Linked DNA regions of Homo sapiens: region 1 is linked to region 2. The links are chromatin loops, found by intact Hi-C in ENCODE. Cell type or tissue: ascending aorta. All regions are shown on one strand.

The links. A loop is a pair of places that touch in the nucleus more often than their neighbours do. Peaks named below come from ENCODE experiments on the same cell type or tissue, not always from the same donor. Only the 100,000 strongest peaks of a DNase experiment are listed, where the experiment ranks them.
Region 1: a loop joins it to region 2, with 4 times the contacts of the local background. A loop is called at or near these places in 2 of 110 quality-filtered maps.

Annotation. Positions count from the first base shown.
Region 1 is chr10:114,573,790-114,578,789 of GRCh38, reverse strand. It overlaps ABLIM1 (actin binding LIM protein 1), which reads left to right. Exons shown (of 23, transcript NM_002313.7): 3 at 3,191-3,374. Among named protein-coding and RNA genes, the nearest start is that of ABLIM1, 82 kb to the left of the region's middle. In ascending aorta, no CTCF peak of the experiment used is centred here; DNase peaks (open chromatin) are centred at 1,512 and 2,849; H3K27ac peaks cover 864 bases.
Region 2 is chr10:114,681,891-114,686,890 of GRCh38, reverse strand. It overlaps a transcript of ABLIM1 not described here. Among named protein-coding and RNA genes, the nearest start is that of ABLIM1, 26 kb to the right of the region's middle. In ascending aorta, no CTCF peak of the experiment used is centred here; DNase peaks (open chromatin) are centred at 1,780, 2,330 and 3,416; H3K4me3 peaks cover 2,535 bases; H3K27ac peaks cover 3,502 bases.

The sequences.
Region 1 (5,000 bases), 110 kb after region 2:
AAAAGAAAAGAAAGAAAGAAAGAAAAAGAAACACCTCATTGGGGAAATGGGTTGGATTTGGGTCCAGTTGAAGATGTTGATGTTGGCTGGGCGTGGTGGCTGATACCTGTAATCCCAGCATTTTGGGAGGCCGAGTTGGGCAGATCACCTGAGGTTACGAGTTCAACACCAGCCTCACCAACATGGTGAAACCCCATCTCTACTAAAAATACAAAATTAGCCGGGTGTGGTGGCACATGCCTGTAATCCCAGCTACTTGGGAGGCTGAGGCAGGAGAATCGCTTGAACTGGAGAGGTGGAGGTTGTAGTGAGCCGAATTCATGCCATTGCACTCCACCCTGGACAGCAAGAGCGAAACTCCATCTCAAAAAAAAAAAAAACAACAGAAAATGTTGATGTTGATGTAAGAGTTGGAGAATGGATACAGCTACCATTTTGATGAGAAAGGGAATAGAAAAAGAACAGCAGAAGGTTTTATGGGGGATGGCAGAGCAACTGTGAGGAAAGGGTGTGTTTGGAAAATGCTGGGTTTGAGAGAGGCATGGCGGTCTGCCTGTGCCCAGCACACAGCTACAAATCAGGGTCTAAAGCTTGGGGAAGACATCACAGAGAGAGATCATTAATTTGATCATCCCTCGCATAAAGTTATAGTTGAGGTTGTGAGAGTGAATGAGATCTGTTCCCAGGGAGGCCTTACATCATAGAGGGAGGAGATGGCACCCATAGGAGTGACCTGCATTTAGGGGCCTGGCCACTGAGACTGAGAAGGAGTAGACAGAGGAGGAGAAACAGGAAAGTAAAGCCTGGGGAGGCAAGAGAGGGAAGAGTCTGAAATGATGTGACAGCTGGTCCATTTTCAGGAAATGTAATAATGTTAAGTATATTTTAGGTACTGGCATCATAGGCCCCCCTTCTCACTGCTTGTTGCATATGCCTTTAGGAACACCTGCCTCTGGGAGTCACATCAAACACTGGTTTCCTTGTATAAACCACCAGAAATAATGGTATGGTTTGTAAGCCACCTTGAGCACTACTTTAAGGAAAAAGCCAAATCAAATCATAATAAGGCACAGTTTGAATGTAGCTTGGCATCTCTCAGTAGTGTTAAGAATTCATTTTTTAAGGCTATGTTATGTTCACAGAAACTAGGACTTTATTAATAAAGGATACTATATGTCAATTTCACAAAACCATGTGATCTGGAAAAGGCTGCAGACAGGTGCCCTAAGAAAGCAGTAAATACAAATAATTTCTAAAACATTTAGAATTAGCTTTGAAACTATCTCAATCTATTTTTTGTGTATTGCCACCAGATTACCCTTTTGACACCACATCTTTGTATAACGACTCTGCATTTTTAAGCCATAGCTGACTGGAGGAGAGAATTTAGGGAATTACCAGTAGTCTGGATGCATTGTTGTGTCACTTCTCAGGGCTTTGAGAAATCCTAAGTTTGGAAAAATAACTGAGTCATCAGAACTTGATGTCACTGAGGAGTGAAATCAGTGGGAACCTGCCAAGTTTCAGGCAGGATTCAGTTTATTTCAAACATTGTGTTTCCTGTTTTATATTAGATACAATTAGGTTCCTGAAGAAGAATCAAAAGAAGACTCTCACCCCTCAAATACCTTGCCATCTTGTAGAAAAATAAGATCTGCACATAGACAGATATTGAAGAAAACACTCTAAGGTTCTGTGACCCGCTACCCCCAGACTGCCTATTGTTGCTGAAGGAATTTGCAATCAGAATGAGGCCAATCCACACGTGGGTTCCCCTGACCCACAGGACTCATCTGGGGAAGAAGAAGCAGGTGGGAGAACAGTGGGGGCAGAGGAGAGGTTGGCAGGTGAGAGGAGGCAGCAGGTGGTGAATGAGCTGTTTTCCAGATAATATGATCACAGGAGTATTTATAGGGTGGTCAGTTTCAGGCATGATGGACTCAGGCCATAATCTTGGGTTACTTAATTGTAAATTGCAAAGAAGAAGGTCATGGCTGTGGAGTGTTGATCTAAACAAAGACTGATGAATCCACAATGGAAAGTTTGTTTGTGGGTTTTGGATCACCTTGAACGTCTTCCGTAGCTTGTAGTTAGTGAAGAGTCCTGACTGAAGGTGGGGGAGTCGTGACTTTCATCAGAACCTTACTGAAGCCCTAGTTCATCTAGATGAATTAAGGAGTCATGGGAACTCAGCAGATGAACCCTGGGAGCATTCGAGCAGGTCCTTAGGAAAGCAATTTACTGATTGAACTCACCTTGTCCCCACCCCAACTGAATACCAAATAATCAAGAAGAATCCTGGATTCTTTGCCTAAGGAATTATAAATTGGAATCAGTTGACCTTGGGGATAGCAAGGTTAGGGTCAGAGATTTCCAGCTTTGGCTGTTGCTTCTCAGCCATTTGGCAGAGAGAGATCTTTACTGTCAGGGACTGCTTTAGGCTTTATTTGCAGACAAATTGTTGTGACCTACTCTGGTCTTGTCTGAACACGTAGACCAGGCCCAAGCTCCCACTGCCTGTTTGCACCATCTCCCTAATCCACAGCTGCACAGTCGGAAGGAGATGCCAAAATCCAGACACAATAAAGCATCCAAATAACAGGTCTTTCCTCTTTTGCCTGTTTGTTTTTTATCTCTCTATAATATATAAATAATTGGCTTATTCTATTTACTGCACAAAGAAAAAATGAAACATCTGAATTTTTCGTAGCAGTGGAAAGTAGTTCCAGAGTGTGAAAAAATACAGCTATCGGAAATTTCAGCTACTGCCTTTGGTATAATGGAAATTTATTACTCAACTCCTAACAATCTTGGCCCAAACCATGTGGTTGTGTGGGCAGGCAGTGGGCACCTTTCCTAAATAGCACACTGCCAGGGACACCTTTGCTCATATTTGAGACAGCCTGAATGAAGGGTATCTTTCTATCAAAGACTGTTTGATTATCTCAGAATTTTAGACATATCACAAAAGCTGTTGAGACCTAGCCAGTGGATTTTACTTGTATGAGATATTGCATAGCTCCCAAAGGGAGGGTCAGAGCCCAATAATAAATAGCTCTTTGTAGCCATCCCCTCCCTAGCCCCAAACCATTGAGATCACAGGGTGAGCAACCAGTCAGTATTCACTCAAAGGCAGTGCTGCCCGGCAGTGTGGCAGATAATGACCAGATGTGAACTTGTCTCTCTACAGTGTGTGGCTGTGACCTGGCACAAGGGGGCTTCTTCATAAAGAACGGAGAGTATCTCTGCACCCTGGACTACCAGCGGATGTACGGGACACGCTGCCATGGCTGTGGGGAGTTCGTGGAGGGCGAAGTGGTGACTGCTCTGGGCAAGACCTACCATCCCAATTGCTTTGCTTGTACTATCTGCAAGTAAGTGAGCCTATCTTTCCAAAGCCTACACCTTCCTCCAACAGAGAAATGCTGGTTTGGGCTGTTAAAGGTTGGATTATACACCTTTTGTCTTGAGTAGCACATACTCTTATCCTTAGATTTCTTTCTTACTGTACTATCAGTCCTAGTAAAAAAAGTAGATTAGTTGGAAACTGTATGTGTGATGTCCTCTACAAAGTAATATGACTGATTTTTAGTAGATTGAAACTAATTCTGAAAGCAGCTCTGGGTCTCAAAACATTTTGGAGCAATAAAAACATCAGGGGGAAATGGCATAACTGCTTAGAAGGATAAAGCTTATTTGGAAGTATAAATTCCTAGGCATGTGTGTGTGTTTAAAATGGTCTCTTTCATCTATAATAGGCGGTGGCAAACTGTGTCCCATGGGCTGAATTAGGCCTGATACCTGTTTTTGTGGATAAAGTTCTATTGGAACACAGCCACTCCCACTTGTGTGTGGCCTATAGCTGCTTCCACGCTGCAACAACAGAGTTGAGTCATTGCGACAGAGACCATATGGTCCGCAAAGTCTTAAAAAATTTACAATCTCATCTTTGGGGGGAAATATTTGCCAACCCTGTTCTCTATGTATCTGTCATCTACCAAGGTTGTATCTTAACTGTGCAAACCAGCTTGATTAAAATGATCAGTCAGGCTGGGCGTGGTGGCTCACCCTTATAATCCCAGCACTTTGGGAGGCCGAGGCAGGTACATCACCTGAGCTCAAGAGTTTGAGACCAGCCTGGCCAACATGGTGAAACCCTGTCTCTACTAAAAATACAAAAAAATTAGCCAGGCGAGGTGGCAGGTGCCTGTAATCTCAGCTGCTTGGGAGGCTGAGGCAGGAGAATGGCTTGAACCCGGGAGGCGGAGGTTGCAGTGAGCCGAGATCGTGCCACTGCACTCCAATCTGGGTGACACAGCAAGACTCCATCTCAAAAAAAATAAAATAAAATAAATAATAAAATGATCAGTCAGAGAACAAGAAAACTATGTGAAGTGTGAGTGGGAAAATGTGGGGCTTTTTGTGGTTTTTGTGTTTTGAGGTCTGCATGTTATAAAACTTAAGATAGGTTTGATTCCTGTAACTAGGAGACTCACCACCAAGGGTCAGCTGCTTTATTGATCAATTCTAATTTGGCAATTTTGCAATCCAGTGCCTTTTCAAGTGGAGATCTATTTGCTATGCCTTTCTAAAAACCCCAATTCAGAGGAGACGTGTTGTCTGTTTTTCAGCATTGTATGTTTCTAAGCCAGAGAGATGTAAGCTCTAGAAGGGAAGATTCAATATTGTGTAATTAATTAACAAGATAATACTGATAAATCATAATAAGACACAAAATATTCATAATAAAATTATTTAAATAACTTTATAGCTATGTATTAGCTCATTTCTCTATTTCATTTTTTTAAATCATAATTTAATAATTCTGGATGAATGAACTGAATATTTTTCTGTATTTAATCAAAAGCAAAGTTCTGCCCTGATTTTTCCCTTTTCAGGCTGTGGCACACAGCCTGGTTAAGAGTCCTGGGCTGGCATGGAGCCCCAAGTCCCAGTCTTACTTCCCAGGTTGAATTGAGACCTATGTGATTTAGCTTTTT
Region 2 (5,000 bases):
CTTTGGGAGGCTGAGGCGAGAGGATTATTTGAGTCTGGGAGTTTGAGACCAGCCTGGGCAATATAGGGAGACTCTGTCTCTATTAAAAAAAAAAAATAGCCGGGCATGGTGGCACATGCCTGTAGTCCCAGCTACTCGGGAGGCTGAAGCAGGAGAATCACTTGAACCTAGGAGGTCAAAGCTGCAGTGAGCTGTGATTGTGCCAATGCAATCCAGCCTAGGTGACAGAGTGAGACTCTATCTCAGAAAGAAAGAGAGATAAAGAGAGAAGAAGGAAGGGAGAAAGGAAAAGAGGAAGGAAGAGAGAAAGAAAATTGTGCATTTTAAACAAGTTTCTAGGCAGTTGGTTTCACCTCTTTTGTTTTTGTTTTTTTTTTTGAGACGGGGTCTCACCCTGTCACCCAGGATGGCATGCAGTGGTGTGATCATGGCTCACTGCAGCCCCAATCTTCTGGGCTCAAGCAATCCTCCTGCCTCAGCCTCCTGAGTAGCTAGGACTATAGGTGCAGGCCGCCATGCCTGCCTAATTTTTTTTTTAATTTTTAGTAGAGACAAGGTCCTGCAATACTTTCCAGGCTGGTCTGAAATTCCAGAGCTCAAACTATCCTCCCATCTCGGCCTCCCAAACTGCTGGGATTACAGGCATGAGTCACCACACCTGGCCAGTTTCTTGACTATAATAAATCATCAACCAAATTGTGGTTCAACTAACACAAGTCAAATTTGGAGGACTATGATTAGGAAAGAATCACTTTATTGCTTAACATTCAAAAAAATCAAAGTTTCAATATTGGATTGCCTGCTCCCCCACTTTGCCCCTGTCCTGCCTTGTAAAAGGCAAGGAACCAATGCAATGCAGGTTATTTTTAAACTAGCACCCTATTTTAGCCCCTGAAAATAGCTGTAGCTCTGTACTTGGTTTCTTCTCTCATTTAATATCAAGTAGGAATAATACTTCGAGATTTAAAGGAGTAGGAAAAACTAGCCTCCATTACATTTTAAATGCAGGCTAACAAGAATAAAGAATGCAACGATGAAAGACTTCCATCCTTATGGTAAAAATCCCAAGACACTAACAAAAAACACATTAGGCTAAAATATGGAATCACTATCATGAGAATGCAAGGCATTAGGTGTAATCAGAAGATTTCAGTTGATGCGACTGGCCTTTGGCAGCAGCTGACACATGACAGCTCTGCAAATGGCAAGCATTTTATCAACGAGCAATCCAGTTGTGATTCTTTGTCTGGCGCCTGGTGCTACAGCCAAGTCAGGAGGACGTTATCAGAGGCACCAAGTTCCAGGCAGTAGCCTGGACCAGGGGAAGGGCACATAGGGTGACCCATGAGGATGGCTGTCTACCCGAGTCATTTCAAAACAAAATAAAAAAGCCACTTAGCTGGGGAAGAGAGTAAGCCAGGACTCTTCAATTAATCAAACTTTGCATTTGGCCAATGTGTTTCAAATAGTCTTGTTTTCCAGTGGATTGATTATAGGCCTTACATTAAATTAATATCTCACAACGGGTGCTGCTGGTTACATCTTTATTGGAGGAATTAAATGTTTTACCCTCACATTTAAAGCAATTATGCCAGTTTCCTCCTATTTCTTAGCCAATGTGTGTATCTGATGCCAAGGATATTTGTCCTAAGGGTCTTTTTCCATTTAAACTGTCTTCATAACTTTTCCAATATGCAAAATTCCCGGTGTTCAAAAATAACTGTGAGAAAAGTTGGATTGTGGGTGGTGGATAATCCAGCCCAACATCAGGGCATTACTGACGAAAGGAAAAAAATGCCTCTTTCCTGAGTCTTTCCGGATGAGGTCATTGTTTTCAGACAGCTTGTATACCTAATATAAAAAGGCTCAAAGTCCACGGCTCGTCTCATACCAGGAGTTTGTCAGGGAACTGTTTCCAAAGCCATAATGAATAATCAGGCTGTTAGTAAAAGAAGCCTCTCCAAGTTATAGCATTTTTTAAAAATTCTAGTAGTGAAGAAAATAATTAAAAGCCCATCTGGTTGAGATAGTAATTCATTAAGGAAAAAGAGGAGGCAGAAGGCTGGGGAATAATCGATCCTTTTCTTTCTTTATTTCATGTGTTTCAGTTATTGTGAAATGATAGTGATCAAAATCTGGATTCTGGATTGTGCAGAATGCAGGAAAATCCTAGGAACATTCTTGGCGTGTTCTAATAGTGGCTTCCCAGAAACGAGTGTTTTCAGTGGGTGTGGCGTCATTGAGCTGATGTGCTTTTGCAAGGGGTCTCTTTAGAAGTGGTAGGGGCAGGGTCGAGAGAAGAAGGGGATGCAGAATCTGTACATGAGGAAGGAGCCAGAGTCACTCAGGAAACTCCTCATTCTTCCTGCGCTGGCTGTGGCACACCCACCGGTGGCACACCCCTCCCTCGGGTCCAGTTCAGCCCACAGACTCCTGGGAGGAGAGCCAGGGCCCCAGCCTCTCCTTTGAGGAGTGTTGCAGCCTTTCTGTGTGCCAGATGCCTAGTGAAGAAAAGCTGAAACCCTGGAGCTTTGTGCATGTTAATGACCTTGGAAATGACTGAGCTCACGGACCCTCATCACACCATGGGAGACTACAAAGGTTAGACCGTCCATTTTGTAAAGTCAGCATATATTCTGTCTGGGGTCGACCGTGTCTTTAAAGATGAGGAAAGATGCAGGGCTTTTCCATTTGATAAAATTGTTTTACACTTATGATAATAAGTAAAAGATTGTTTTACAATCTATTTCTGTGATAGTACATATCTGTATAAAATGCACATCTTATTTGTCAACATATTTACATATATTCTTAATATAACAGGATGTTAAAATCGACATGACTCTTTTGTAGCAGTAGCCCAGCTCAACTCAACCAACAGTAGGTTGGTCCTTTGGGCACATTAAAAGGCATCTTCAGTGACTGTGGGCAAACACCTGTGATCCTATTTCTGGGCATTTTGTTTGAGTTTGGATGTCATCTCTAGGATGCTTTCCCTACAGTTGTGTTTGATGGGAGAGTTTGTTCCGTGGTGAGGCTGGCTGGCTTCAGGAGTGCCCCGGCTGGTCCTGCTCAGCATCCCCAGGGGCCGACAGCCAACACCACGTCCAACAGAACTGCAGAGGGTGGCCCCACGCAGTCTCACAGGCTGCTCCATTGAAACCTAGGGACTGTGGCGATCGGTTGCTGATTCCTTTGATACTGGACCCCTTAAGATAAGAGAGTGTAACTTATTTTGGTTCCTGGAGAGTAGACTCGTGGGTAATTCCAGATACGGCAGGTAGGCTGGGCCCCCTCCCTCCTTCACTTCCAATCTCGCCACTCTTCTCTGTTTCGCAGGACCTCCGGTGAGCTTGGGTTTGCCTTTGTACCCAGGACTGGTAGGACTGGGGAGCCGGGTCTGCTACACTTCACATGTATACACTTGTTACGAGGTACAAAGGAATCTGAGGTTGGCACACGCTGTAACTGATGAATAATTCATGGTGGCTTTTTATGCCACACAGTTTTCTCCTGTAAATGAGCATGATTTTGAAAGACTATGCTGATTTAAAAGTCCAGTAATGTGGTTTCCTATTCCTCACTGACCTGCCTTGGACGTTTACTGGAAAGACGAAAGTTGACAAACATTAGAATAGGAAAACTTAAAGTGGACGATGGCCCCACGTGGGTGGTCAGCCAAGAACAGCCCTCCCCTGTTCTTTCTAAAGGATAACGTCACCTCAGGTTTACACAAGATTCTTTGACATTCTGGACTTTCCTCAAATATAGAATTTGAATTTTAATAAGGACACTATGCATATTAATTAGAATGCATTCGTGTATTCCTGATACATTTAGAGTGGAAAACTATGATGCTATGTCTTTTCCAACTGAATGGGGTCCTAGTGATAAAATTAGAATATCTCAAGATGTCTAGATGTCTTTATTTAAATGAATTTAAAGTCCTCTGTTTTTCTTGTACTGTACAAAGAGTGGATTTTAGTTTGGCTTTCCAGAAAGATAGGGCAGGTTTTGGAAGAAATCTTACACGCAGAGAGACTGTAAGTAAACAGAGTAAGTGATACATCTAATTATATTTTTAGTGGTCAAGCCAGAAAGAACAACGTTCTTTCTCTTCCTTGTTTTTTAACTACTCTCCTCCCTTCTACTCCGTGGCATATTTTTAAGGTATTTGGAGTCTTTCCACTTGCTACCAGCTGGAATCTACAGAAACCGTATCTCTAGAACACTCAGCAGTTGACTTGAAGCTCAGTCATAATTAAATTGGAAGTTGGCAAATTATTCCAAGACTTAAAAACAGGCACACCTTATGTTTGGAACATAAGGGGTTTTGCTACTCTGCATTGTTTTAAATGTACTCTCTATAGGGAATATGGGCAATACTTTTAATTAGCTTTTTTTAAACAAAAGGATATTTTGAAAGGATATGTAATAAATAAGTCTGACCCTGCTTACATTTTATTTATTATTCTCAGTAGCTGGTTCCCGGATGTTTTAAAACAACAGCAAAGCTTGCAGCTGTTCATCCATCTCTCTTTAGTAAGAGAAGATCATCCTGTCCTTTCTCTCCTGGCACAGCTTGAAAGCATTAGCTAGTTAGGTGGCTGCTGATTTAAGACTTTGATACAGTGACTTACAACCTTCTGCTCTAAAGGATATACTTAGAGCTAGTGTTTGTTTACAATTAATAGTAATTTAGGACTTTGAGATAGTCAGCCGTTAATTTTATATTAAAATCTGACTGCTGACATGTATGTCTCCATCGTTAACATAGTTTAAATATTGGGGTGGTAGCCAGGATAGCAATTCAGAATATTGGGATTTTACAAGACTTATCACTAAATGTCATTCATTTCCAAAAAGAGGGAAAATGCATCGTGCCGATTAGCACTACTTTTAGGTTTCATATGAGAGAATGGAAATGCCAGACAGGTTTTCCTGCTTCCAAAGGCAGTCACAGCTGCCACTGCAAATGAGCGCTGCCACAGTCGGTGACC